Regions from separate parts of the Homo sapiens genome. Here region 1 is linked to region 2. Evidence: read pairs that join two places in POLR2A ChIA-PET (ENCODE). Cell type or tissue: Caco-2. All regions are shown on one strand. Links, peaks and the distances in the headings refer to the core of each region. The heading gives the core; the rest is flanking DNA. Region 1 has its middle 8.1 kb from the start of SNORD14A. Region 2 has its middle 2.6 kb from the start of NUCB2.

What was found. ChIA-PET counts read pairs that join two places held together with the same protein. Peaks named below come from ENCODE experiments on the same cell type or tissue, not always from the same donor. Only the 100,000 strongest peaks of a DNase experiment are listed, where the experiment ranks them.
Region 1: POLR2A ChIA-PET joins it to region 2 with 6 read pairs; 13 of 35 experiments call an interaction of 5 or more read pairs at or near these places.

The regions. Positions count from the first base shown.
Region 1 is chr11:17,065,229-17,068,139 of GRCh38, reverse strand. No RefSeq gene overlaps it. Among named protein-coding and RNA genes, the nearest start is that of SNORD14A, 8.1 kb to the left of the region's middle. In Caco-2, for the core only: no CTCF peak of the experiment used is centred there; no DNase peak of the experiment used is centred there.
Region 2 is chr11:17,272,703-17,275,596 of GRCh38, reverse strand. No RefSeq gene overlaps it. Among named protein-coding and RNA genes, the nearest start is that of NUCB2, 2.6 kb to the left of the region's middle. In Caco-2, for the core only: no CTCF peak of the experiment used is centred there; a DNase peak (open chromatin) is centred at 1,486.

The sequences.
Region 1 (2,911 bases), core at 113-2,612, 210 kb after region 2:
ACCTTGGGAGGCCAAGGCAGGAGGACCTCTTGAGGCTAGGAGTTTGAGATCAGCCTGGGCAACATAGTGAGACTCACATCTCTACAAAAAATAAAAAAGCTAGCTAGATTTTTTTTTTTCCAGAACTTGGAAGGCCAAGGTGAGAGGATTGCTTGAACCCAAGAGTTTGAGGCTGCAGTGAGCTATGATTGGGACAGAGGGACCCTGTCTCTGGAAAAAAAAAAAAAAAAATGACCACAACAAAATCTGTCCCACTTGTCTTCTTGAACCTTACTGCTCTCCAGTCAAGATGTGGTGTCTAATTCCTCTCCCTATCAACATGGCAGGCTGTGGCTGGCTGTAACAATAGAATTCAGCTGAAGTGACACCTGAGGAATTCCGAGACCAGGGCAGAAAATGCCTTGTTGCCTGGGACACTCATGTCTGGGATCCTGAGCTGCTGTGCAGGCCCACCCCGAGGCCTCCATGCTGTGAGGAAGCCTCGGCCATGTGTGGGTGCTCTGGAAAACAGCCATGGTGGAGGTCCCATGTGACAGCCGGCGCTAACCACCAGGCTCCTGAGTGAAGATACCTCCACATGATACCTGCCTCCAGAGCCTTTGAGTCGCCCCAGCCACTCAATCTTCCCAGCTGAGACTACAGACATTCTGGAGTAGAGAAGCCATTCCTGTAGTACCCTATCTGAATTCTTTTTTTTTTCTTTCATAGAGACAGGGGTCTCCCTATGTTGCCCAGGCTGGTCTCAAACTCCCGGGGTCAAGCAGTTATCCTGCCTTGGCCTCGCAAAATGCTGGGATTACAGGCATGAGCCACTGCACCTAGCCCTGAATTCTTGACCTACAGAATCCTTGAGCATAATCAAATGATTGTTTTAAACCACTAGGTTTTTGGGGTAATTTGTTTCATAGCAAAAGTAAGGAGAACATTTTGTTGAGGAGAAAGAGGCTGTGTTTCTATGGTCCTACGGCTGCTGGAGGGACAGGGCAGAAGCTTTCACTTGCCTTTCCCCATTTGCCATGCCTCCCTGCTCTCATCTCATCTCAGCCTGTACTGGAATTACCTGTGGATGTGTCTGTCTGCCCTACCAGACTGGACTGTGAGCCCCTGTTGGGGAGGATGGCAGAAACTGTCTTGGTTGCCTCATATTCCCAGTGCCCAGCACAGAGCCTGGCACATAAGATAATCAGCAGATCCTTGCTGGGTACATGCACAGCGGTTGGTCTGATGTTTATTTCCCAGTTAGAACTGCTGGCAGTGGGGATCCCAAACCTTTTCCAAGGACTTCGTGGGAGCTGGAAGGAAGCTCTTGCTGGCTGCCTCCCACAGAAGCATATGATTGGACTGAAAGCAATTTTTCTGAAAGCATTCTGGTGAATACAACATTTTGATTGAAACAATGATTTGATTGAAAATGAGTATTTCCCAGTTGTTGTTTTTTTAAATATATATAATGTTGGTCATTCTCATGCTTTATCAAGCAATTTTCAATGCTTTAAGTTTTTAAGCATTTTTGTCCTTTTCCTGAACTTTTCAGGGGTTTTCCCTAATTATTTGTAATTTGTTTTTTAGCCCACTTTTACTGTTTTTTCAATATTTGTAATAGTACAAAATTGGAACTGCCTAACTGATTAGTGGGCTGCTTAAATTAAGGTATGAAATGTACCTCAATATATTAACATATATACAATAATTCCAGTTTTGTTAAAAAAAATTATGCACAAACATACAAATATCTAGAAAGATATCCACCAATGCTTCTTGACCAGGAGGCATTCACTGGGATACTCCCAGAAGACTTTTAAAAATAGTGATTTCTTTTCCTTTTGAGACCGAGTCTCACTCTGTTGCCCAGGCTGGAGTGCAGTGGCATTAGCTCACTGCAACCTCTGCCTCCTGGGTTCAAGTGATTCTCGTGCCTTAGCCTCCCGAGTATCTGGGACTACAGGCACCCACCACCACACCCGGCTAATTTTTCTATTTTTAGTAGAGATGGGGTTTCACCATGTTGGCCAGGCTAGTCTCGAACTCCTGACCTCAGGTGATCCTGCTGCCTCAGCCTCCCAAAGTGTTGGGATTACAGGTGTGAGCCACTGCTCCTGGCCTAAAATACTGATTTATTTATTTATTTATTTTTTTGAGACAGAGTCTCGCTCTGTTGCCCAGGCTAGAATGCAGTGGTGCAATCTCGGCTCACTGCAGTCTCCCCATTCTGGGTTCAAGCAATTCTCCTGCCTCAGCCTCCTGAGTAGCTGGGACTACAGGTGAATGCCACCATGCCTGGCTAATTTTTGTGTTTTTAGTAGAGAGGGGGTTTCATCATGTTGGCCAAGCTAGTCTGAAACTCCTGGTCTCAAGTGATCCGCCAGCCTTGGCCTCCCAAAGTGCCGGGATTACAGGTATGAGCCACCGTGCCCATCCTAAAATACTGATTCCTTCATGCCTGTAATCCCAGCACTTTGGGAGGCTGAAGTGGGAGGATCGTTTGAGTTCAGGAGTGTGAGACTAGCTTGGGCAAAATAGTAAGACTCTGTCTCAACAAAAAATAAAAAAATTAGGCCAGGTGCGGTGGCGCATACCTGTAATCCCAGCACTTTGGGAGGCCGAGGTGGGCGGATCACGAGGTAAGGAGTTCAAGACCTGCCTGGCCAATGTGGTGAAACCCCATCTCCACTAAAAATACAAAAAAATTAGCCAGGTATGGTGGCGGGCACTTGTAATCCCAGGTACTTGGGAGGCTGAGGCAGGAGAATTGCTTGAACTCAGGAGGCGGAGGTTGCAGTGAGCTGGGATTGCACCATTGCACTCCAGCCTGGGTGACAGAGCAAGACTCCATCTCAGGGGGAAAAAAAAAAAAATTACTCATGGTGGCACATGCCTATAGTCCCAGCTACTCAGGAGGCTGAGATGGGAG
Region 2 (2,894 bases), core at 1-2,500:
AACAAAAACACACAGTACAGAATCTGCCACATAGTATGTTAGCAATGAAAGCTTCTGTTATCAGGAAGTACTACCAGCCAGATTGCCTCTGTTGCACAACTGGACTCTGTGTGCCCCTAACCGTGTAATTTGCCAGTTATTTAAGTGCTCTCTGCCTCCATGTCCTTGTCTGTAAAATGAACATAATAACAGTACCCTCCTACTTACAGCATAGCAAATTAATTTAAAAAGTGACTGGCACATAGGAAATTTTAAATAAATGTTAACCATTCTCAGATTAGTGGCTGAGCTGGGACTATAACTTAGGTCTCTAGATTTCAACCCAATCGTATTTATTTATTTATTTAGAGATAGAGTCTCCTTCTGTTGCCCAGGCTGAAGTGTAGTGGCGCAATCTCAGCTCACTGCAGCCTCAACCTCGCAGGCTCAGGCAATCCTCCCACCTCAGCCTCCCAAGTAGCTGGGACTACAAGCACACACCACCACGCCTGGCTAATTTTTTGGCATTTTTTTGTAGAGACGGATTTTTGCCATGTTATCCAGGCTGGTCTCGAAGTCCTGGACTCAAGCGCTCTGCCTTCCTCAGCTTCTCAAAGATTAGAAGCGTGAACCACCACACCTGGCCTCAATTATCTTTACTAACACTTCTCATCCACATACATAGATCAGTACCTCAAGGTTAGGCTCCTTTTTGAGGTTCAGGAGAAGAGGACCCTCCAGCCTGGGCGACAAGAGCGAAACTCCGCCTCAAAACGAACAAACAAACAAGGGTGAACTCCTAGGAGCAGGAGACTGATGCAGGACAGGAAAGCGCCAAAATTGAGGATTCTTGGCTTCACCCAGTAAAGAATTCAAGCGTGAGCTGGTGGTGTTAAACAGCAACTTTTATTGAAGCCGCAGTACCCGGCAGCAGCAGAGCTACTGCTCCTTGCAGAGCAGGGCTACCCTGTAGGCAGTGTGCCCAGAGCAGCAACTCAGAGGCAGTTCTGCATTCCTGTTTATACTGATTTTATTTTATTTTTATTTTTATTTATTTATTTTGAGACAGAGTCTCACTTTGTCACCCAGGCTGGAGTGCAGTGGTATAGTCTCAGCTCACTACAGTCTCCACCTCCTGGGTTCAAGTGGTTCTTCTGCTTCAGCCTCCTAAGTAAATGGGATTACAGGCACCCGCCACCACTCCGGCTAATTTTTGTATTTTTAGTAGAGACGGGGTTTCACCATGTTGGTCAGGCTGGTCTCGAACTCCTGACCTCAAGCAGTCCACCCACTTCGGCCTCCTAAAGTGCTGGGATTCTAGGCATGAGCCACTGTGTCTGGCCCTATACCCACTTTTAAGTATATGCAAATTAATGGGCAGTTTATGCAGAAATTTCTAGAATGAGGGTGGCATCCTCCAAGTTGTCAGGTCATTGCCACAGAAAGGGGCCATAACTTCAGGGTGTTGTCATGGCAATGGTAAACTGACATGGCACAGTGGTGGGCGTGTCTTATGGGGAGGTGCTTCTGTTCCAAACCTGTTTCAGCTAGTTCTCAATTTGGTCTGGTGACCAAGCCCTGCCTCCAGAGTTGAGTTCTGCCTCCCGTCTCAGTACCACCAGCTTGCCTAAGGAGGCATGAACTGGTCCAGGTTGGAAACAGAGCAGGTCAAAAACTCCTTTCCTGATCAGTAGTGGGATCACGCCTGTGAAGAGCCACTGTGTTTCAGCCTGGGCAGTATAGCAAGACCCTGTCTTGTCTAAAACAGTTCATTCGTGTGCACAATTGGAAAAAGCTGCTTTTAGAACCAGATAAATTGAATGGGAGACCTTCTTTATGTTTGTCCTGGTTTCAGTCAACTAAAACCCTCTTTTCCCCGCTTTTCTTTTAGAGATAGGGTCTCACTATGTTGCCCAGCTAGTCTTGAACTCCTGGCATCAAGCAATCCTCCCACCTCAGCCTCCCAAAATGCTGGGATTACAGGCATGAGTTACTGCACCTGGCCTACGCCTGTCTCTACAAAAAGAGCTTTTTATAAATTAGCTGGGAAAGAATCCACAGACCCTTTGAAAGATGCAGCAGGCTGCAGCGTACTCTGTGAGACAGGTGAAAAACTGTCAATTCCCAGAGTGTGAGAGGGGGAGAGTCTTCCTCCAAGCACACATTCCTACCAGGGAATCTGAACCTCTAGTCCACAGGAGAAGGCTTTAACCCTCCCCAGAGCCGGAATGGATTTAGGGAGTGGCGTGAAATAAATAAACGTAGAAGCAGTAGTGGGAAGTGCCTCGTAGGCATTCCCAGTCTCTATTGTGAATGGAGGGAAGCCATTCCTGACTGTATCTTACAGGGGCCCTCAGGGAAGCCAGCCAACAAACTGAGGGAGGGGTCCCAAGGTGAAAGAAGCTCCCAACTGAATTTTATGATATAATCTGGAGTGGGGATGAACTCCCTTGAGCAGAAACCAGTGGGCAAGCGAGAAGTGTGCAGGAGACACAAGCATACATGCTGGGTGTTCAGCTTACCAGCAGAAAGGGAAGGGCATGACCTGAAAGCTGTGGTTTCAGGTCACAGTGTGCACAGACTGCCTGGATCTAAACTCAGTGCTGCTAACAGGGCACTGATGGAGCAAGACCAGCCTTGCCAACTGCATGGGAGCTGGGTGAGGCTTGCTGCTGCCTGCTACTCCCCACTCCCTTTGTGAACTCATGTGCAGCAGAGGCAGTTATACTCCCTTCTGGAACAAATGGAAACACATCCCACAACACTGCCAAAAGCAATCTACAGATTCCATACAATTCCCATCAAAATACAATCATCATTCTTCACAGAACTGGAGAAAAAAATCCTAAAATTCATATGGAACAAGAAAAGAGCCGCATAGCCAAAGCAAGACTAAGCAAAAAGAACAAATCTGG